Linked DNA regions of Homo sapiens: all the other regions are linked to region 2. Evidence: chromatin loops called from intact Hi-C (ENCODE). Cell type or tissue: A673. All regions are shown on one strand. Region 1 has its middle 250 kb from the start of STAC. Region 2 has its middle 220 kb from the start of MIR128-2. Region 3 overlaps STAC (SH3 and cysteine rich domain).

Evidence for each region. Hi-C counts contacts between places; a loop is a spot of excess contacts. Peaks named below come from ENCODE experiments on the same cell type or tissue, not always from the same donor. Only the 100,000 strongest peaks of a DNase experiment are listed, where the experiment ranks them.
Region 1: a loop joins it to region 2, with 4 times the contacts of the local background. A loop is called at or near these places in 5 of 110 quality-filtered maps.
Region 3: a loop joins it to region 2, with 11 times the contacts of the local background. A loop is called at or near these places in 12 of 110 quality-filtered maps.

Annotation. Positions count from the first base shown.
Region 1 is chr3:36,128,817-36,136,816 of GRCh38, forward strand. No RefSeq gene overlaps it. Among named protein-coding and RNA genes, the nearest start is that of STAC, 250 kb to the right of the region's middle. In A673, a CTCF peak has its summit at 3,623 (motif pointing left); no DNase peak of the experiment used is centred here.
Region 2 is chr3:35,962,243-35,970,242 of GRCh38, forward strand. No RefSeq gene overlaps it. Among named protein-coding and RNA genes, the nearest start is that of MIR128-2, 220 kb to the left of the region's middle. In A673, a CTCF peak has its summit at 3,856; a DNase peak (open chromatin) is centred at 3,859; H3K27ac peaks cover 1,110 bases.
Region 3 is chr3:36,536,685-36,544,684 of GRCh38, forward strand. All of the region lies in intron 10 of STAC (SH3 and cysteine rich domain), which reads left to right. Among named protein-coding and RNA genes, the nearest start is that of STAC, 160 kb to the left of the region's middle. In A673, CTCF peaks have their summits at 4,418 (motif pointing left) and 4,622; no DNase peak of the experiment used is centred here.

The DNA of each region.
Region 1 (8,000 bases), 170 kb after region 2:
GACTCCTAGGAAGACAGAGACAAGCGCCCAGTGGGGCTCAACCTTCAGGCCAAGAACAGTCTGAAGCCTGAAAATCAAGCTGTTCATTCTAGATAGAGTCCAAAACCGGAGTAAGAACTTCTATTCCTATCTTACCCACTCTCTCTTTATTGATTCCTTCTGGATGTTGCCTTTTAACCAATCTTATGATGTCTTTTCAAGCCCACCCATGGACCAATCAGCATGCATTCTCCCATTTTAAGCCCATAAAAACCCCAGACACAGCCTCACAAATGGCAACCCACTTTCAGGTCTCCTCTCGCTGCTGAGAATTTTCTTCCTGTCACAGAATAAAATTCTATTCTGCCTTACTCACTCTCCAATGTCCATGTACCTTATTCGTCTTGGTCACAAGACAAGAACTCAGAACTCACCAAACTCTGGGAGCAAAAGAACTGGAACACTTCTGCTTGCCAAGCTGCAGGTGGTGGGAGTAAAAAGAGCTGTAACACTCCCTCCCATTCGCCAAGCTGTGGGTGTGAAGAGGCTGCTGGGTGCCACTCCCTCCCGCTTGCCAAACTACAGGAGTGAAAAAGTTACAACATTTTGGGGGGCTCATTCAGGATCTTCAGAAGGTTGAGTAAGAGAGGACCTATGACTCTTTAGTTTCATTCCAAGGTTATTGTCCTCAGATTATTTTCCAAAAACAGATAAAACACCAGGACTCTGTCAGCCAGTTAAGAGTGGATAGCACAGCTGATGGTCTACAAGACTCAGAAGACAGGCTTCCTGGGAAGGACTTTGTCAATACCCCTTCACCTTCAGATGTTGGTAATGTTGGCTTTGTTCCCATTTAGTTTCCCTTTACAGATGTCTAGCCATTGCATGGTATCAGAATAAGGTCCCGGGGCAGTTGAAGGTATCTGGCTAAGGCTACACCTTGGCATTACCCAAGAGCTCCTGGACTAGCTCCAATCCCGGACAGCCCATTCAGGTGCTGGACCAAGATTTCCAGTCTTTCTTGTCACATTTTCTTTCTTTTGAGACTCTTTTGGCTGCTATCCCTTCTTTATACACAATATTACAGGTGTTTTTGCAACCCAAAGAGATAATTTTATGGGGTGGAATGAATACTTGGCTTAGTCACCAGGAAAGTAAACCAGAACAATGTTTCTGTCTATCCTTAGAAACAGGGGTATGTAATGGCTAAGAGAGTTTTCTTTCCCCTGTCAAAAAAAAACCTGTTAGCACAGGGAAAGAGGCTTTTTCCCCCCAGACACCTTCCCTCCTTTGCATTTAATTTGTTGTTGTTTTTTTTTCCCCACCATGTCAGATGTCAACATAATCCTGCGAATACAGGGAGCTTTTAGTTGTAAGGGGTTATTGTTTGTCTTCTGGGGAGGCATTTTATTAGGCCTGGTCCCCAATTCCAGGGATTCCCTTTCTTTGTTTGAGGAAGATCTGTTCCCATAGCTTTACATTAGCATTACTCCAGCATATTTTCCAAGCTTCGGTTTGAAGCCCTAAAAGGAAAACTAGATCTGAGGGACCCAGAGGCAGTTGACAGTGGAAGACTACAGCACAGTGGAGGTAAGCATGACTACCCCTGCTGAGTAGGCCTTCCCACTTCATGGGTGGAGCTCATCCTCATATTTATGGTATGAGCCCCATGAGTTCACCCATGGTGCCAGTACCAGGTACTAAGATTTGGAGGATGCCTCAAATTCAAAATGAGAAAGGGAGAGACCAAGGGATATGTTTTATCCCCTCTCACTTTTCAAATGGGTAGCAAACTATTCTCAGCCTGCACTCCTCTTGAGTGCATTCTGAATCACTGGGACTCCTTTGACCTTCAGACTCTGAAGAAATAATGCCTTATATTCCTTTGTACAATGGCTTGGCCAGGTTATAATTTGCAGATGGAAAAGCCTGGCCTCTGGAGGGAGTAACAATTTTAATACTATCCTGCAGCTCAATCTTTTCTGTAAACACAAGGGCAAATGGTCCAATGTCCCATATGCAGGATTTTTTTTTCCCTTGTAGGATAATCAGGAACTCTGCTGACATTGTAGGATGGATCCAGCCCTCCTAGTGGTCGTCTCAGGAGGGTCTGCAAAGGACTATCCTAAGGGACTAGGACATTAAACCTCAGAGGTACCTCCAGCAGGGGAGTAAGCTCCCTCTGATCCTGCTCCTCCTGATCCATCCTGTGCTCTCTACCCAGGTTCTCTCTCTCAAGCTTATCCCATCCTAGAAATTCTCATTTTAGGAAGGTTCCAGCCTCACTCATGCCCCTACAAAAGATGCCTTGTGAATATGACCTCATTAAGGTACAAGTCCCCCTTTTGCTACAGGACTTAAGACAAATTAAGGGGGATTTTGTAAGTTTTCAGATAACTCTGACAGGTATATAGAGGTCTTCCAGAATTTAACCCAAGTATTTGAACCCCTTTGCAAAGATATTATGGTACTTTTAAATCAAACCCTGACTATGGCTGAGAAGCAGGCAGCCCTGAAAGTGGCAGAGAAGTTTTGGGATGAGCTTTGTATCACATATAGTGCCAAGGAAGGGTGACAGCATTATCCAATTGGAAAAACAGCAGTACCATTGGAGGACCCTAAATGGGACCCCAGTGATGACACGGGAGAATAGAAGAGGAAACACTTTTAGACGTGCATATTGGAAGGCTTATGAAGGACTAGAACTAAGCCTCTAAATTACTCCAAACTATCCATGATAGACCAGGGCTCATATAAGAAGCCCTCTGCCTTTCTGGAAAGGCCTAGAGACCTTGGTAAAGCATATACCTTTATCTCCTGATTCAGTTGAGGGACAGATAACCCTAAAGGATAAGTTTATTACCAGGTGGGCCCTGATATCAGGAGGAAGCTGCAGAAACAGGCCATGGGACCAGATGTACTTTAGAGAACCTCCAGAAAGTGCCCACCTCGATCTTTCACAATAGGGATCTAGAGGAGGCTCAAAAGAGGGAGAGGGGACACAAGATAAAGGCAGAGGCTCTAATGGCTGCCTTGCAAGCTTCAACCCAGAATCCCCAAAGGCACCTATTAACTGCTACAAATGTGGCAAGCCAGAACACTTTAAGAAAGACTGCCCAGACAACATGAGGAAGCCACCTCAACCCTGTACAATCTTCAGAGGGCATCATTGGAAGGCAGACTGTCCCTAGAGACACAGGTCACCAGGTCCAGAGCCAGTCTTCCAAATGGTCCAGCAGGACTGATGAGTCCCAGGGCTCCTCTCCCAGCTCTGATGGTTCAGACTGCCATTACCATCCAGGAGCCCAGGTGATTCTGGAGGTCACACTGAGGAAGGTGTACTTCCTCCTGGATACCAGAGCCGCTATTTCTGTTCTTTCCAATCCAGGCCTCCCCTCCTTTCTTTGCATGACCATGAGGGGCATTTCAGGAAAGCTTTTAATCCGATATTTTTCCCAACCCCTTAGTTGTAGTTGTGAAGACCTCTTGTTTACTCATGGCTTTTAAATCATGCCTGAAAGCCCAACTCCTCTGCTAGGCAGGGATATTTTACCTCATGTAGGAACCACTGTCCTTATGGACCCAGGACAGACTATTTATCTCCCCCTGGTGGAGACTGATAATCCAGAAATTTGGGCAACTCAAGGGAAAATTGGCCAAACCACAACCGCTACACCAGTCTGGATCCACCTTAAGAATCCCACTTCTTTCCCTAATGAGAGACAATTTCCCCTAAAACCAGAAGCTAAGAAAGGGCTAGAAGCCATCATTATAACTTGAGGATGCAGGGCCTGCAACAACCCTTGTACTACCCTTATAACGGGGATAGAGAAACCCAACAGGGAATGGTGACTGGTCCAGGACCTCCATCTCATTAATGAGGCTGTGGTTCCAACTCATCTAGTGGTTCCCAATTCTTATATCTTGCTAACTCAAATGCCTGAGGGAACTATATGTTTCACAGTCCTGGACCTAAAGGATGCATTTTTCTGCATGTTACTATACCCTGACTACAATATTTGTTTGCATTCAAGGAACCCTCCAACCAGACCACCCAGCTGGCCTGGATGGTATTACCTCCAGGATTCTGAGACAGCCCCCACCTGTTTGGACAGGTGCTGTCAAGGGATCTCTCTGAGTTCCTTTATCCTCAGGTTAAAGTTTTACAATATGTAGATGACATTCTCCTGTGTGCCCCAACTGAAGGAATCTCTCAGGAAGGCAGTAAGGCTCTTGATTTGCTGGCTAACAGTGGATATAAGGTCTCAAAACCTAAGGCTCAGATCTGTCAGATTTCAGTGAAGTACTAGGTCTAGTCTTGTCAGAGGAAATCAGGGTGCTGAGTGAAGAAAGGATTAAGCCCATCGTCTCCTTTCTCCTCGCTCAAACCCTCAAACAACTGAGGGGATTATTGGGCATTCCAGTATTCTGCAGATTATGGATATCTGGGTACAGTGAGATAGCTTGTCCTTTTTATCATCTAATAAAGGAAATTCAGGCTGCTAAGACTCATTCTCTAATTTTGGAACCAGAGGCTAAAAGGGCCTTTGACCAATTGAAACAAGCCCTGCTTGAGGCACCAGCACTTAGTCTTCCCATAGGAAATACATTTGATCTTTATGTATCAGAAAAAAAGGAAATGGCCCTGGGAGTTCTAACCCAGTCTTGAGGTGAAACCCAGCAACCCTGTATTAGTCAATGTTCTCTAGAGGGACAGAACTAATATAACAGATGTGTATATGAAAGGGAGTTTATTGAGGAGAATTGAATCACATGATCACAAGGTAAAGTCACATGATAGGTCATCTGTAAGTTGAGAAGCAAGGATGCCAGTGGTGGATCAGTCTGAGTCCCAAATCCTCAAAAGTAGGGAAGCCTACAGTGCAGCCTTCATTCTGTAGCCAAAGGCCCAAGAGCCCCTGGAAAAGCACTTGTTTAAGTCCAAGGGTGCAAAAGCTGAAGAACTTGGAGTCTAATATTTGAGGGCAGAAAGCATCTGGCACAGGAGAAAGATGAAGGCTAGAAGATTCAGCAAGTCAGCTCTCCATCTTCTGCTACCTGCTTTATTCTAGCCACACTGGAAGCTGATTAGATGGTGCCCACCCAAACTCATGGTGGGTCTGCCTCTCCCAGTCCACTGACTCAAATGTTAATCTCCTTTGGCAACACCCTTACAGTCACACCCAGGAACAATATTTTGCATCCTTCAATCCAATCAAGTTGACATTCAATATTAACCATCACAAGTCCATAGGCTACCTAAGCAAGGAGCTTGATTTGGTGGCTAAAGGATGGCTGGCTTGCCTACAGGCAGTTGCAGTGGTAGCTTTACTGGTGCCAGAGGCTAATAAGTTAACCATGGGGAATAACTTAACCATGGTTACCCCACATAATGTGGCAGGACTGCTGTATTCTAAGGATGGTATCTGGCTAACAGACAACTGCCTGCTCAAATATCAAGTTCTGCTATGGGAGGGATCTACAGTCCACTTAAGAAGCTGTCTCTCCCTAAACCCAGCCACCTTTCTCCCAGAGGAAGCTGATGAGCCTGAACATGACGGAAAACAGATAGTACTGGAAGCCTATGTGTCTGGAGATGACCTCAAAGAAACCCTCTTAGAAGACCCAGACTGAACTCTCTTTATGAACAAAGTTTTTTTTTTGTTTTTTTTTTTTTTTTTTTTTTTTTTTTTTGTAGAACAAGGGATCCATAAAGCAGGGTATGCAGTAGTCACCCTAAATGACACAACTGAGAGCACAACTCTCTCCTTAGACACAGTGCTCAGCTAGCTGAGCTAATTGTCCTCACAAGGGTGCTTGAATTAAAACAAAGGGAGAGAAGTTAACATTTATTCTAAGTGTGCTTTCCTAGTCCTCCATGCCCATGCCACTATCTAGAAAGAGAGAGACTTCCTCACAGCTAATGTGTCTCCCATTAAACACTATCATGAAATTAACAGACTATTATCCTCATCTTTCCTTCCAGAGGAAGTGGCAGTAATACATTGTAAAGGCCACCAAAAGTGGATGGATGAAATAACCAAGGGAAATAAATTGGAAGACCAAGCAGCTAAATTGGCAGCAAGAAAGCCCCAGATTTTTGATCCACTTGAGGCCCCTCTGGTCTGGGGGATGCTCCATAAGAGAAATAAAACCTCAATATTCTCCTGCAGAAATATAATGGGCCACTTCTCAGGGATACACCTTCAGCCCTTAGGATGGCCTCAATTGGAGGATGGCAAACTTCATCTACCAGCTTCCAGCCAATGGAAAGTTCTTAAAATTCTTCATCAAGCCTCCCACCTAGGAAAAGATAAAACCTATCAATTGGCTCAAAGGTTGTTCTCAGGTAAAAATCTGCTAAAAAATCATCAAACAGGTCGTTAATGCTTGTTACCCTTGCCTTAAAAATAATTCCCTCAACTGATGGCTTCTCTTCCCTTCTCCAGGACCCAAAGAATGGGCATCTACCTGGGAAAAGAATGGCAAATGGATTTCAACCATATGCCATCAGATAAGGGGCATCCAATACTGCTTAGTATTGGTAGATACCTTCACTAACTGGGTAGAAGCATTTGCATGTCAGAGAAAGCCTCTGAGGTGATAAAAGTACTAACTCATGAGATAATTCCTCACTTTGGATTCCCTAAGTACCTCAAGAATGATAATGGCCCCTCATTCCAGGCAGCTGTCACCCAGGGTGTCAAAGGCACTAGGCATACAATACCATCTTAATTGTGCTGGGACACTACAATCCTTGGGAATGGTACAAAAGACAACTGATATTATCAAAAGGCACCTTAGAAAACTGTCTCAAGAGACTCATCTCCCCTGGATTACTCTTCTTCCCATGGCCCTACTACCTGTTAGAAACACTCCTTCAAAGCTGGGTTTAAGTCCCTTTGAAATAATATTTTCTCACCAATGATTTCCTGCTAGACCAAGAAATCTCTGATTTGATTAAATATGCAACTTATTTGATTCATATCCAGCAGGAACTGAAACACCTCTCAGAGGTCCAAACCCATGAACTAGGGCCTCCTCTATTCAACTCAGTGGACTTAGTACTGGTAGAGGCTCTTCCTTCTCTTTCTCCATCTCTAGGCCCAGATTGGGAGGAACCTTACACTGAACTTCTTTCTACTCCTTCAGCAGTGAAGGTCACTGGAATAGATTCTTGAATTTTTTATACTCAAGTAAAGGCCTGAGGAACTGATGGAATTACCTCTGTTGACCCAGGAGAGTGCACAAAATACCAGTGTGAAGAAATCACAGACCTCAAGTTAAATATCATGAAAGATAAGTGTTAATAATTAACCCTCTATGGATAACCTCTTTACAGTCTTGTTTATACTTGCTGTTCTCACATCTGTTCTGTTCCTCACCATAAGGTGTCTTTGCCAAGGACCCCTTAATCCTGAATACTCATGGGATTATCTACTCCCCTAAACACCTGTTTCTCTTCTAAAATTTAACTGCCCTCCCCCACAAAAGATTTAATTTCTTTCACAATGGTGAAACAGCTCTGGCCACAACATGGTTTTCAGAATGATTAGTCTATTTTATTTCTTATCTCTGGCACTGGCCTGGATTATTCCCTTCTTAGCTCCTGTTTGTATTATACTCATATTTGGTCCATGCATATTTAACCTCCTTGTAAAACCTGTTTCTTCTCACCTAGAGCCCATCAAACTCCAAATGGCCATGCAAATGAAGACGCAAATGAAGACTCAAATGATGGCTCCCTTTTACCGGGGACTCTTAAAAAGGCCTCTGAGAGACAGAGAAAGAGAGAGAGAGAGAGATCGAGGTCTGACTGCCATTTTCCAAAACAATACCCCCTGTTAGCATGAAGCAGCTAGACCAGTCACCATCCCTATCCTAATGGCAGTTAGATGTACCACTTCAAGGTGGGGATTGATAGTGAAAGAAAACAGATAGATTCCTGGGCAGACAGGGATGGGGTCACCAGTGGGGCTTGACCTTCAGGCCAAGAACAGCCTGTATCAATTTTAAAAAGC
Region 2 (8,000 bases):
GCAGTTTTATGATATCCATGGTTCATGAGTACTGACTTTACGAAAGGCTGGTTGCAATAGTGGCAACATGCTAAGATAAAACTCCTCCCAGGAACCAGATATTGCTAGCCAAGAATTGTTTTTTCAATTGTTAAATTCACACTCTAGGATTCTGTTGACTTCAGCTGGACTGAATCCAGATTACATTTCACTAGGTACATGAGAATTCTGCACGGAAATCTAAGTTTATGCTTGTGGTGCTTTTATGCTCCTATGGAGTGGCCACCTGAAAATTGCTGCTCTGGTTTATCCTTCAACCAGCTCTTGGTTTCCATTACGCTCACTGAGCTAAAGCTTATGTTTGGAAGTTCTCAGACATTTTCTCTGTTTAATTGATTTGATGAGAATTTTTACTTAGACTGCTCATGTACTGATGAATGCCTGATGAAGATAGCCACAGTCAAAAGCCAACAAGGCAGCAGTGATTCCCACACTAGATACTAAGTACCTAAGTGCATTTAGTAGCCTTTGTGGAAGGAGAGTGATGAAAAAAAATTGAGTCCTATTTTAAAAGATTTGTCTTGCTCTACTGACATCACGGAGCTGCCTTGAATGTTGAATATGTTTGTATATATAAAAGTACCTTTGCAAACAGAGGTGCTAGTTCATCATTAGTGTCTGGAACAATAACTTCCAATGGTTATCCTCTCTACTTTCCATTGGTAGGAATGAAAATACCAATACTTAGGTAAGTATCAGGTATCACATGAAAATCAATATCTGCTTTGACTTTTTCCAATCCTTTTTCTTTTCCACTTATTCCTCCCTAAGAGAATACTCAAGAAAGTAAGTTGTAAAGTGGAAGTTTTACTTAGTCTCTACCCAGATGGCATAAATATTTCTAAGTAATTTTTCTTTATAGATAGTAGTCAAACAACTGAAACATTATCAGAGTTATTTTAAAAGCTACCCTTCTACCCTACCCCCCAAAATATGTTCTTGAGGCTTTGATAAATAGAAGATGGATTTTGTTTTTATTTAAAATATAAAACTTCAAATTTGCCCAGGACTTCTCATATTGAGCTGGGTGGGGGGGGCACTTGAAACTTAGGAAGTTAATAAGAAAAAAGTTAGACACAACTGAATAGTCTCAGTTACTTATCCTTAGAAATTTAAATCAAATCCTATAACCTTTTTAAGGTACAACCAATTAAAAAAGACCTTAGTGTGATACAGAACATTTTGAGGGATGATTTGCAAAAGCTTATAACAGTAGATAGAAAGACAGCATGCTATTTCTAAACAAAGCAATGTAAAAGATTCTGATGTAGAAATGTTTGCAAAGGAGTAAAGCAAAATTGAAGGTGAGAAATTGCTATCCAAAGTGTTCTATTGTGTTTTGTGTGATTATAATCACTTTGGGGAGAATGAGAAAAAGAAGCAGAGGGACATACTGGAATAAGCAGGAGGAAGAAGGCAAAATCATTTCCTTGAATGTGAGCTCTATTGTTGAATACAGAAAGTCCAACAGAAGGTAAGAAATCATATGTAGAGCTAAGACAAGGGCATAAATGAGTAGATAAGTGGCAGAGAATGGGGCTGAGTTTCTAATATTTTTATATGCACTGTGTGGATAGCTTAACATTGAGAATAATGTAGGGAAGCATTGTTAACTGTTTAGACACCATAACTTCAGACTCATGATTCAGTTTGGGCAGAAAATAGCACCAAGCAGGAAGAGATAAGGGAAGAAAGGAAAAACAAAATTAAAAAAAATATATTGATTAGTACATCCTGACACATCGTTAAGTACTTTACATGACTTATCTCATATTGATGTCATTCACTATTTTTCTCCAGTTATGAGTAATACTATTCTTAATGAAACTTAATATAGAAAAAATAAAAAGTATTTATAATCTCACTACCTTACATGTCTGTAAACCACATAGATTTCATAGAATTTATGCCATAAAATACAGCGTTATACATAATGGTTGGTTTTTGTCTTTTTTTTCTGCTTGCCATGGTCCTTGTCACATTATTACCTACTCATGGAAAAACTAGTATTTAATGACATCCCTTGATTATTACCTTGTAAGTTCCTTGGAAGATGATATCAGAATTGGTCTCAACCCTATATCAAATATCTATATTTATTTTTCGAAACTTTTTCTTCAAAATGCACTATAACAATAAAAAAAAAAAGCAGAGATAATGCTAGCTTCTCCTAACACTTTCCTGTAGAGAAATTTGTGGATCAACTAAGAATGAGCCCTCACTGATTACATGGCAAAATGTATCCATGTGGATACAAACCTGTCTTTGTGGCTAATGATGACAATTTTAAAAATAATTATAATTTGGATATCTGTATTTTCTCTGTTTACTATTTCATACCAATTGCCTTCTGGATATAAAATATTTAATCATACACTCAATCATAATTAAGCATTTCAGGATATTGGGTATGATTATATACAGTAATAAAGGGGTGATGTTAATATGATAGTTTTTCGTGCTGCCTCAGTTATCTGGAAATTATGACAGCCAAGTCACATTAGCATGTTATTGCTCTCTGAGGTTAATAGCATGCTATTTAATGTGAAAAACCAATAAGATAAGCTGGGCCTCTTTTTCCTAAGGTTAAAATGACAAAGGGCATGGACTTCTATGTAAATTTTTTTTATATAGAATCTAATTAACTGTATTGATTAAAAATATAGTTATATTTTGAAATAGGTAAATATACACACACACACACACACACACAGATAGTATTTTCTGCTCCTTTAAGCTTCTATTGTAGTAAAAGGCAGAACATTGAGAGAGAATAAAGCCAGGCTAGAATCAACCCTAACCCTAACCCTAATATGTGTGCGTGCGTGTGTGTGTGTGCGCGTGTGTGTGTATTTATCTATCTATCTCATAAATATAATAGGCAATGTGTTTCTAAGTTTCAATATGTTACTGGGGGATGACACAATAATAATGCATTCAGATATGAAAGGAAAGGATTTAATCCTTCCTTACAAAGGGAATAATCTGGAATTCATAGAGGCTGTTCAAACAGTCAGTGTCAGTTGGTTTAGTTGCTCTAAATTACAAAGCCTCCTAGTATAATTGTACATATAAAGTTGGTTGGTTTTACTGAGCCTTTTCCTTGGTTTCCAATAAAAACAAAGAATATCAAGCAAACAAAAACTAACAATGGGTTGTTGCCAAAAAAGTTGTTCTTAACACTGAACAAAAAAAGAAAAATGTAATTTTGTATAATAGCATCTCTTCTGCTAAATCATTATCTCACATTTATTAGATCCTTAGCATTTTTATCTTATAATAAACACTTTCCCTTTCATTTTCCTATCCTTTAAGCTCCTTTTGTAGTAAAAGGCAGAACGCTGAGGGAGAATAAGGGTAGAATCAATAGAATAAGTTTTACAGTGTCAAATAGACCAAACTTGGTTCAATTTATAAGACAGGGTAGATGTTTCATTGCCAACTTGAACTAGATCTACACTGAGGCCCATTTATTTCACAGAGCTGATAGAAAGTTTTCTTGTTGCTGTTCCTAAGGCACAAAATTGATTTCTCTAAATGAAAGTGTAAAATTATTTCAATAAAATTGCTGGCACCCTTTTTTCTTTACTGTAAGCTCAACATGTAAAACCATATTTAATTCAGCATTTCCCTCTCTCAGTTGTCAGTACTCCCACAATAGAAATGGCATTCATTTTTAGGCACAGTGAGTGAACAAAAGAATCGAGAATCTACATTGCAAAAAAGCTATGAACTGGCTTACTTTTTCTGATTACTCTGGTGTGCATAGCAATCCCGTGCTGGTGGAAACTGTTTTGAGAACATACCCACATAGAACAGGAGATGGAGCTCTTGACTAACATGAATTCAAGTTGCCTACCATCTTTTTAGATTAACATCATTTACTTTATCCTACACAATTCAGAGACTCCCAGAAATCAAGGCTAAGTAATTTCCCCTGATTATCAGTTATTTGTGTTAGGAAGTATTCAATTTGGGGAATTAAAGTCCTTCCAGACTCAGGGTCATTACTTTAAAACAATGAGAACTTGAAGCAGAAGCTCTGAGTCCCAGAATTGTGAGATTCAAGGAAATCACTGCACTGGGACAATGCTCCACAAAGAATGTGTGTGTGTGTGTGTGTGTGTGTGTGTGTACCTATGACAAAGGTAAGCCTTGGCTCTCTTTGACACTAATAATTGATCTTAACAGTCTCATGTAAAGTATCTGCAAATGCAGATTTAAGACCCTTCTTTTAGCCAATTGTTCCATCCAAAGTCCTTTTATATAAATAGTGGAACTGCTTCTGGGGTCTGTTGATTGACTGACTTTTGAAGATGGCCACACATGGCTTCTGTTTCTTTTCTGAATATGATCTTTTCTTCTCAATATTCCCATTTTGTTTTCCAGCTTTATTCTAGGTACATTTTCTTTCATTGTTTTTCTCTTTATATTCTATTCTAATGGTATGAAATAATTTTGGAAGTAAAAACCCCTCACAGTTCAAAAGAAGGAAGTGAAAGGGCAGAGTTTTAGGCATTATTCTTTGTGGCAAAATACTAAAGAGACAATTATTTCTTAGACTTGTGAATAATTGTATTTGCTGGACTTTTCTTCCTGTATTTGGCCCATTAGGAATTTTCTAAATTACTCATCCATGTGTTGAAGTATAACCCTCTTTAGAAAAAGCTTCTGTGACACCTTAACTGAAACCACTACAGTTCAAGGTGAATATATGAGAGGTCCCCATTGGACAAAACACTCTGCATAAAGCGCCTTGGAAATGGCTCTTATTAGCTCATCCTCTTTGTTTCATTCCTAGTGAAGTCACTCACTGAAGAGGGAGTCAGCAAAATGCTAGTTAAGTAATAAACAAGGGTGAGAAAGACAGGTTAGACCCCCACTCACAGCATCTCATCTCAGCTTTTGCAAACTTGAGTGAACTTCATATAGAAATTACCTGTGTTTCTAAGCCAGGCAACTATGGACAGCGCTCACACTTACCACTAGGTTTCTGAGCCCATGAAGCAGTCTTCTCTTTGCAGCCTCTAAAAAACAGTGCTTCCTTCAATTTAAGTTTTGGGTTAGGAGAGGATCCAAAAGGGTTTTCTTTGCGTCCTCCTGAAACAGTAACACTAGAGGTAAAAAATGGCTTGATATTTATTTATAATCACTAAAAGGCAATAAGGTAAGGCTATTATCTTCAATGAAGATGTATTCCATGCAACCCACTGTGCCAGATATATTGGCATATATTTTCAGAAGAATACCTAGGAGATTGTGTTATCCTATAAATTGTATAATAAAAAATCCTGTGGCTAAAACCTTGCTGTGGAGCAGAGGTGACACATATGCAGACATGATACAATGTCTGTGCAAAGTGTGACAAGTCACAGAGCATCAGTGGCAAGGAGGGAGTGCAGCAATGGTTGGTGTCAGCAATGGTCAGGAAGGACTTCTGAAAAAGGGAAGTTTAACCTGAATTTTGAAGGATGGATAGGATACCCTTGGACTGACAGGACAGGAAGGAGAAACTGAAGACAGAGAAGAATAGGGTCATGCTGCTGGCAGATGAAAGCACAGGGGCATGGAAGAAAGTTATGAGGAGTCCTGTTTTTGCAGAGTGTGAAAGACTGAAGTTGGGGGCATAGAGAAGTATGCTTTTGAAGTGCTTGCTTGTGCTACCTGTTGCTCACTCTTAATCACATAAGTGATAGGGGCATGGTAAATGGTTTGCAGACTTACTCCGAAATTTCTCTTACTATGTGGAAAGGAAAGAGGATACTGTTGTCTCAGTGCCTCTTAAGTCTCCAAGATTCCTAGTGTGGTGAGGATAACATTTGAATTGGAGTTTTTAAGAACTTGAGGCTGTTAGGCATATATTTTTAGAAAAATGTTTCACATGTTTTCTAATTGTAGTGAATTTGTTATGTAAAGAAGTTCTACGTTGTTAGATACTGTGAATCATGTGACATATTTGATTTGTAACAAGCCAAAATCAGAGTTTCTTACATTGAATAACATGGTGCTTTTTTGGAAATGGATAATGCAGAGTGCTCATTATAAATGTGCACAACATATCATTTGCCTGTGAATAAGCCTATCAGTAACAATTTATATGTGATACTCTGTCAGGCCTGGTGATAAGCAAGCTCCTTTAATGGAGATATAGCCTGTGTAGTTTCAGTTGGTGGCATTTGTGGGCACTATTTGACAGGAACAAGGAAACAAGATTATTTTTGGTTGCAATTTACTTAATTTATGGGAAAGAAATATAGCAACAAGAAACTGTGAACCTAGACTTAGGAGGACTTCAATGGAGTACATTTTAGCATTATACTTTTGAATTCTATATGAGGTATTCTCTGTTTAATCTCTGGTGAAAACAATGCTTACATTGTGTGGTTAATTTAGGACTTAATAGAAAAAAATAAGTATTTTCCTGAAAACATAGCATGTTCCTTTTTTATAAGATAATCTATAATTGTCTCCTTTATATTAGCTGTAAAAATCACTTATAATTAATCACAATGTCCATATTAGCCTGGCATTTCTTATGTTTATATTCTGTTATTGCTCCTTTAGTGATCCTATTTAAATTTTAGCAATAGTACTATAAAAGAGTCTGTTATATATTAGAGATACTATTTTTCTTCTTTCTCTTTTCTTTTATAGGGAATGATATTATCATTTGCTCCTAGTGTAAGTATGATCTGAAAGTTACAATGAAACTTATATTCATTTGCTGATGAAGACTGGTCCCAGTGGTTTTCCATAATTATATAGATGTAATATTACTAAGCATCTATTGCTGGGGGGAAGATTTGAGAAAGGCAATAAAAGGATGTTAGGAAACTTTTTAGATTTCTATCATGGATGCCCTTATAGCCAAATCTAGTCACAAGTAAAAAAGTAGGTTAATTTGGAGGGCTTTTTTGAGAGAGAAAATAACAGTACGCATACTTTAAATGTGTAATAAGAGTAATAGCTTTTTAAAAAGAGTTTGAGGGGTCTTGAAATTTATCAAGTCTAATAATTTCTTCTTACATATGAGAAAATTGAAATACCAAGGGATTAATGACTTTCTGAGTATCATGCATTAGAACACAGATTTTTTGTTTGTTTGTGTGTTTGCTCACTTTTGTTTTTGTTTTGCAAATATCACAAAATACTAATCAAGCTTTTGGAATTCTGATATAATACAACAAAAGATTAACATAGCTTTTGTTAACTTTAGTCAAAGTCACGTCCTGATTTACACTGAAGTAGTGATCTGCATCAGAACTAGAATAATAAAAGTGAAAGTAAGTTTCTTCCATCATGAAAATATGCTATTCTGCAACTACATAATATTCAGTCCTACTTTTTTGTTTACGTCATCAAGCCTTGTTAAAAAAGACTATATCTCCTAAGTCCGATCTACACTGCTATGTGTTCAAGAGAATTTAATGATCTTTAGAGGCACTCTGTTCTTAGGGAGGTATGCTAGTTTTCTATTTTTAAAAAAGATATTTTTAGAAATAGTTTGGCAACATAAACCCAGAGACAAAAACCCCATGAGTTTTCAAATATTTACACATGCCTACCTAAATTGACATTTTTCTTAAGGAATAATGGGAAACAACTTTATGTCAAATTTCACAATGCTATTATTTATGAGATTGAAACATAACAGAAATAGAAATATAAAAATAGATCAAATACCTCTAAAATCTGAAAACAGATATTTGGTGAAACATTAGGCAAACATTAAAATTTGTATAATTACTTGAGAACATGCAAATGTTAATTGTTATAATGCAGAGAACAAACTAAGACTAAGTGTTAGATGTAGTATCCCTGAATAATGACAACTAAGAAATTAAATTTGCTTCAAATAATTTTTCTGTATGTTTCTGTTTTTCTGCATGGAAAATACTTCATATTATAATCAGGAAATGGCTTACTGAAATATAGATGAAAGAAAATGATAAGAGGACAGG
Region 3 (8,000 bases), 570 kb after region 2:
CTAATTAAACTAAAGAGCTTCTGCACAGCAAAAGAAACTATCAGAGTGAACAGACAGCCTACAGAATGGGAGAAAATTATTGCAATCTACCCATATGACAAAGATCTAATATCCAGAATCTACAAAGAACTTAAACAAATTTACAAAAAAAACAAGAAAACAAAAAACAAAAAAAAAAAAACCCCAATAAAAAGTGGGCAAAGGACAAGAACAGACACTTCTCAAAAGAAGATATTTATATGGCCAGCAAACATATGAAGAAAAGCTCAACATCACTGATCATTAGAGAACTGAAAATCAAAACCACAAAGAGTACCATGTCACTCCAGTCAGAATGGTGATTATTAAAGAGTCAAGAAACAGCAGATGCTGATGAGGCTGTGGAGAAATAGGAATGCTTTTACACTGTTGGTGGGAATGTAAATTAAACCATTGTGGAAGATAGTGTGGCAATTTCTCAAAAACCTAGAACCAGAAATACCCTTTGACCCAGCAATCCCATTACTGGGTATATACCTAAAGGAATATAAATCATTTTATTATAAAGATAAATGCATGCATATGTTCATTGCAGCACTATTCCCAATAGCAAAGACATGGAATCAACCCAAATGCCCATCAATGAAAGACTGAATAAAGAAAATATGGTACACATACACCATAGAATACTATGCAGCCATAAAAAGGAATAAGATCATGTCCTTTGCAGGGACATGGATGGAGCTGGAAGCCATTATCCTCATCAAACTAATGCAGGAACAGAAAACCAAACACTGCATGTTCTCAGTCATAAATGGGAGCTGAACAATGAGAACACATGGACACAGGGAGGGAACAACACACACTAGGGCCTGTTGGGGCAGGGGCGTGGTGGGGTAGTGAGAGGGAGAGCATCAGGATAAAAATATAATGCACGTGGGCTTAATACCTAGGTGATGGGTTGATAGGTGCAGCAAACCACCATGGCACACATTTACCTATCTAACAAACCTGCACATCCTGCACATATATCCTGGAACTTAAAATAAAATAAAAATTTTTAAAAAGAAAACAAAAAATACTGATCTAAAAAGTGGACTTTAAAATACTTAGGAAAATTAACTAAGTCCATAAATTGAATATTTATGTGGAATTCAGTCTATTTTACTCTAGTTGACCAAACATTAATTAAAGATCCTCCTGAAAAAAAATTATTTAAATTGATGCATAGTTTTATTGCACCTATAGAACCATTTTCATTTATTATTTGTGTTCTATCAAAGCTTTAAAAAAAAACAGAAAAAAATATTTTATATTACAAAACCAAAATGCATTTATTTTGGAGAAAATTTGAGGGAAAATATTTTTAAGAGGTATAAAAGATAAAATAGAGACCATAAGCAATTCAACCATTAAATTATTACCAACATAAACACTGGCATATTTCATGTCAAACTTTTAATTCATATTTTGATATCATATCCTCTTTAGTTTCCTAACATTTAAAAAATTTAGTCATTAAATGTTTATCAAAACACAGGTTTTAAGAAAGTTTTATTAGAACATAGCTAAATTTATTCATATATATATGGTCTGCGGCTGCTTTCATGCTACAACTAAATAGCTGAGTTGAGTCACTGCAACAGAGACCAGATGGCCTGCAAAGCCTACAATATTTAGCATTTGGCCCTTTATAGAAAAAGTTTGCCAATCCTTAGTCTAGATGTACAGGAATGTGTTTAAGTTTCTCTTGTTATTGGATATTCAGAGTTTTTATTTTTAAAACTGTTATTGATAACTGCAATGAACATCTCTGAACATAAATATTTGTCTCTAACTCTGATTATTTTCTTAGGATGTACTTTGGAATTTAGCGGAAAACAGATCAAGACGTGTACAATTCTTGATGCATACTGCCAAATTGCATTCAGAAAGGTCGTGCCAACTTACACACTCACACCAGATGTTCATGAGCATATCCAGATCATCACATGCTTGCAAGAATTTAACATTATTATTTTTTGTTATGTCAGTTTGATAGATTAATAATATTTCATGCTAATCTGCATTTTCTGGATGGTTAAAGAGGCTTACATTTTATCTCATATATATAGGGCATTTTTTAAAATAATCTATTTATGTACTTTGCCCATTTTCTTACATTATTTAAAAAGTTTTCTACCTTTGAAGAATATTTATGTCTGCTGTACCACATGTGACCAATATTTTCTCTAGTTTATCATTTGCCCTTCACTCTCAATGCCTCTTTCTCCAGGAGCTTAATCATTCTTTGGTTGGATCATTTCTGGTTTACCATGTTTCCTTTATAGTTTTAGTGTCTTTATTATTTTACACTTCTCTATCTCTCTCTGATTCCTCCCAAGAGACTGTTTCAAGATAGTCCTCACTTCACTTTGATTTTTCTGAAGTTTCAATTCAGTCTTTCATTGCTTCTAATACATGTTAGTTTAGTATTTATTTCCCGGTAGACTTTTCTTCTCAGTCAGCCCCTTTCTTCTACAGAATATTTTCTTTTCTTTTCTTTAACTTTTATTTTAAGTTCAGGGGTACAGTGCAGGTTTGTTATATAGTTAAACTTGTGTCCTGGGGTTTTGTTGTACAGATTATTTCCTCACCTAGGTATTAAGCCTAGCACCCATTAGTTATTTTTTCTGATCCCCTCCATCCTCCCACCCTTCACCCCCTAAAAGGTCCCAGTGTGTGTTATTCCCCTTTGTGTGTCCATGTGTCCTCATCATTTAGCTCCAACTTACAAGTGAGAACATGCAGTATTTTTTTGGTTTTCTGTTCCTGTGTTAGTTTGCTAAGGACAATGGCCTCCAGCTCCATCCATATCCCTGCAAAGGACATGATCTTGTTGTTTTATGGCTGCTTAGTATTCCATGGTGTATATGTACCCCAGATTTGGGGTACATATATTTTCTTTATCCAGTCTACCATTGATGGGCATTTAGGTTGAATCTATGCCTTTGCTATACAGCATGTTTTCTTTGTGTCTCATTGCATCATCTCTTTACCTCGAGATATTTTCTCCTTATAACACTGAGGCCAAGTCTTCCTTCAACCTACTGCATTCAGTATGTCTGAAAGGAGAACTCTGAGACATACATGCATATTTTCTGTAATTTTTAAAATGTTTTATTGTAATAGTCTTGGTCCTTTTATCCTGTGGTAGGCAGAATAACAACTCCCCAAAGATGCCCGGGTCCTAACCTCCAAAACTTGGAATATGTTACTTTATATGACAAAAGGAATTTTGTAGATGTGATTAAGTTAAAGATTTTGTGACCAGTAGATTATCTGGATTATCAGGGTGAGCCCAGTGTAATCACAGAGATTCTTAGAAGAGGGAGACAGGAGGGCCAGCGTCAGAGAAGGAGATGTGATGATGGAAGCCGGGGTCAGAGAGAGAGAGAGATTTGAAGATGCTATGCTCCTGGCCTTGAAGGTGAAGGAAGGAGCTGTGAGCCAAGGAATATAGGTGATGACCTCTAGAGCTGGAAAAGACAAGGAAACAGACTCTCTCTTAGAGCCTCTAGAAAGAATGCAGCCCTGCCAGCACCTTGTTCTTAGGACTTCTGAACCCTAGAACTGTAAGATAATAAATTTGTGTTGTTATAAGCCACCAAATTTGGGGTAATTTATTGTAGCAACAACAGGAAACTAATCCAGAGTTTACACAAAAGGGACTTTGCAGATGTGATGAAGGTTATGGACTCTGGGATAGGGAGATACCCTAGATTGTCTAGGTGGACCAAATCTAATCACTTGAGCCCTTAAGAACAGAGAAATGTATCTGGCTAGAGTCAGGGAGATGCAGCAGAAGAGGACAGATGAAAAATGAGGTAAAAGTGTAAGTCAAAGAGAGATAAAGTATGAGAAAGACTCAGCCTACCATTAATGGATGTGAAGATGGAGAAAGGGGACCACAAGCCAGAGGATGAGGGTGGCCTCTAGAAGCTGGAAACAGGCATCTCAGTCCTCCAGCCACAGGGAGCTGAACGCAGCAACATCCTAAATGAGCCTAAAATTAAATAATCCCCTATAGAAAAAGCAAAGAAAGGAAGGAATAGAGCCCTTTTGACTCCGTGATTTTGGCCTTATAAAACCCAGAGCAGAGAAAACCAGCCAAGTCCGCTAGACCTACAAAACTGTGATATAATAAATGGTGTTGTTTAAGGCTTCTAAATTTGTGGTGATTTGTTACAACAGTAATAGCAAATGAATAAACATCTCAAGTTACAAAAATCAAACTCAAACTTAAAGGGTCTATTTTACTCCTATAATAAAGAGTCTGATAGAGGTCAGTTCTTGGGTTGATAATTCAGTGGCTTGATCCTCTGGTCAGAGAACCAAATTCTTCCACATTTCTGCTAAGCTATCCTTGAAATGATAGCTACGTCCCCTAGTGGTCACAGATGGCTGCAGCCACTCCAGGAATCCTTCCAGACAAAGAAAGATTTTCTTCCTAAGGCATCTCTTTTAATAGGGGGGAAGAAAAAAAAAACTTTCCCAGAGTTTCCCTAGCAGGTATTTCATCTTGCTTCATTGGCTGGAACTAAGTTCTATGTAAACCACTAAGAATCACTAACAAGGAGGACAGAAACAGGACTTGGATCAATTAAATTTACCTAAGTCACATAGGATAGGGATGGGCAACAGAATGAAAGGCAGGACTCTGCTTCGTGGGAAAACGACAGAAATGACCATGAGTACCAATCATCAGTGTTTGCCTCAAGGTTTTAGTTATCCTAGAACAGTGAGTGATTGATGCAGAACTAAGGTTGCCCAGCTGAAATGGTGAGTGAATTAGTCTGGCTCCAGCTCAGTTTCCACAAAATTCAAAAACCAATGTAGAGGACATGGATGTGTGATCAGGAGTCTAAAATATCAAAGATGGAACACTGAATGTTAACATTTAACTCCAAAGCAAGGACCTCCAAGCCATTAAAGAGTCTAGGCTCTGGAGAATGAGATTGGGAGGAAATTGAGTAAGGCATTCGAATCCAGAAGACCGTAAACTGCCTGTGTCCCATACTAGGAAAGCAAAGTTTCTGAGAGATGCTGAGGAGCTGGCCATAGCTGAGCTACATGGTTAGGTATGTGCTGGGCTGGCTAGAGATGGGATGCTGTGTATGTGAGGTGCCTCTGCTCTGCATATGCTGCACTTACCTTGGTGTTGGGACATCCAGCTTACCACTGCTGCATACATGATGCTCATGTCAACAAGCTGGCTGGTCAGGTCAGGATTTATCAGTATGGGAAGAAAATTTGTCCAGCTTTCAGGAAGTCTCTTTATGTTAGAGAGAGGGAGGAAGGATGGAGAGAGAATGGGTGGCAGGAGAAAAAAACAGGACAGATAAAGATGGGAAGGGAAAGGAGGAAAGTCAAGGGTAGGGGAGAGGAGAAGAGGAAAGGGAAGGGAAGAGAAGGGAGGGGAAAGGAGAATAGAAAGAATTGTTTTAAATAAATCTGATCACCTTATTCCTCCAATTAAAACCTTTTAACACCTGTTTGCCCTTTTCCCATGCTGCAGAGCCCTGATTTTGTTCTGTTGTCCACCTATATCTTAAATGACTCAGGCAATGCTAACTGAATTGATCCCATTCTCCTTGTCGGTGATGACTTTAGTGGTTTGCTTGTGGCCCAATTCTAGTCCATGAGACAGATCAGAAGGTCAGCCAAAGGTCTTAGCAGAATTTAGCGTGGCTTGCATTTCCTGCATACTCTAGGCTCTGACAGATTTTGTGGCTTCATCTTACACCCATTAGTCCCTCCATCTCTCTGTTCTGGTACACTGAATTTTTTCCATTACTTCAAAGTGTCCCAGTCTCTTGAGGCTGGAATTTTTCTGATTCTAGTCTTATTTTCCTCCTTCCTACACCTTTTTCTCTTTCTTTAAATATCACTTCTTCAAGAAGGTGTTTCTTACCCCATTGGCTAGATCAGGTTTCCATAAGTATTTCCATTAGTACTCTTTTCTTTATTCATTAAGTCATGCAAAAAAATATTATGTTTTATGTTGTCAGTCAGATTACTAAATGTTGTCCACAGGACAATCAGCCATCAAAACAGCCACAGCCCTTGCACTCACCACATTGTTGATTTCTCAATAAATGTCAGCTGGGACAGCTGTACCCAGAAATCTCTGTCAGGGATCCGTCTGTCTTGTATTGCACTAGTTCCCCAGCATTTATAATGGTATCTAACACATAGTAGGTACTCAATAAAGAGTTGTTGAATGAGTGAATAAATAAGGAAAGCAGGAAATTGAGGATCCTTAGGCAATGAAAATATCTCTAACTGTACCTGATGAGTAAAACATTTCTGCTAGGGAGATCAACTGTTCAATTACAGTTTGGAATTGAAGGGTTTTGAAGGACTTAGGACTTTCAGTGCTAATATTGAGAATGTCCTGAGCAAACCGAGACAAGTTGGTCACCCTCTATTTATGGCCCTCCAAACCAAAAGAGTTCCCCTGTCCTCACTTTCCACTCTTTTCCACCTGTAACTAATCTTCTGGGAAGATATTTCCATTCTGCCTCTAAATGAATGGAAATGTTTCAGGCTCTGCCATTGTTTCCTAAAATGGTAGATTCTCAAGGCTGAGAGGTTATGTATTTTACCATCAGAATTTTAAATTCTGGATTCCTCATTTCTGGATAGAGTCAAAGCGGCTGAAGCCTGTGTTCAGCCATTTGTACTCATCATCTTCAAAACTTCTCATCCGTAAAAAGGTCTCCCAAAATCAAAGCACTTTAGAGATGCCAAACAGGAAGGTTGAAAATAAGCCAGTGCATTCAACAAAGCATGAACCATTGTGCTTCTTGGCTTCCTATTTCAGAGACACTTCCGAACAACTCTTCCACAGCCTCTAGCAAGCAATGTTTCTCTTCTACATAAAAACCTTGAAAGAGAAGAGAAAAAAGCAAAGGTCTATCTTATATATAGGCACATATTTGAACCTCAGTGGTGTTTTTGCTCCAAGAACTGAAATTCGTTCTTCACAGAGATAATGAAATGCTCTGAAAATGACCCAAAAGACATTTTTTGGGTCAGTCCAGGTTTTGTTTGTTCCAAGGCATGGAGTAATGGTGTAAGGCTCTTAGCTCTGGCCAGAATTTCAATGTTCTGACTCCTTGCCCAGTATTCTCACTCTTCCACATTACCACAATACAGCATTCTTGTGTGTATATGTCAATAAATTGTTTTCAAGTTTGATTTTTTAATTTAAATATTTAAATTCAACATGTTTTCATGGTTCATGTTTCACCTAGAACCAGCATACTCAAAGGGCGGGTGTTTATATTTTTATTGATGCTGACTGGTAGGACTCATATTAAGGGTTGTTGAATTTTGACACGTAGAAGTAGGTGAGAAAACACACTCTTTGGCAAATTATAAAGGTAAATCCTCCTCTCAAGGCATTTTTGTGTGTTCTTCCAAGACACACTCCCTGCTCATCACTGGAGCCTCCCCCTTTCAGTATTACTGGCATGGGCAATGGCAGGTCTCAGCTTTGCCACCCAGGCTGGAGTGCCCTGATGTGATCTCGGCTCACTGCAACCTCTGCCTCCAAGGTTCAAGCCATTCTCCTGCCTCGGCCTCCTGAGTAGCTGGGATTACAGGCATGCACCATCACACCCAGCTAATTTTTGTATTTTTTGTAGAGATGGGGTTTCACGACATTGGCCCGGCTGGTCATGAACTCCTGACCCCAAGTGATCCACCCATCTCGGCCTCCCAAAGTGCTGGGATTACAGGCATGAGCCACCGCACCCGGCCAGGTGTCTGCATTTATTTATTTATTTATTTGTTTATTTATTTATTTTGTGGAGGTACAAGTTTTCATTCTGATTAGACCCTATTATTCTGAGGGCAAAAACTATGTTTTGTGCTCCCTTTGTATCACCTAGGTCATCTGGTACTATGTTGGGCATGTATTTATTTATTTATTTTATACTCTAAGTTCTGGGATGCGCTTGCAGAACGTGCACGTT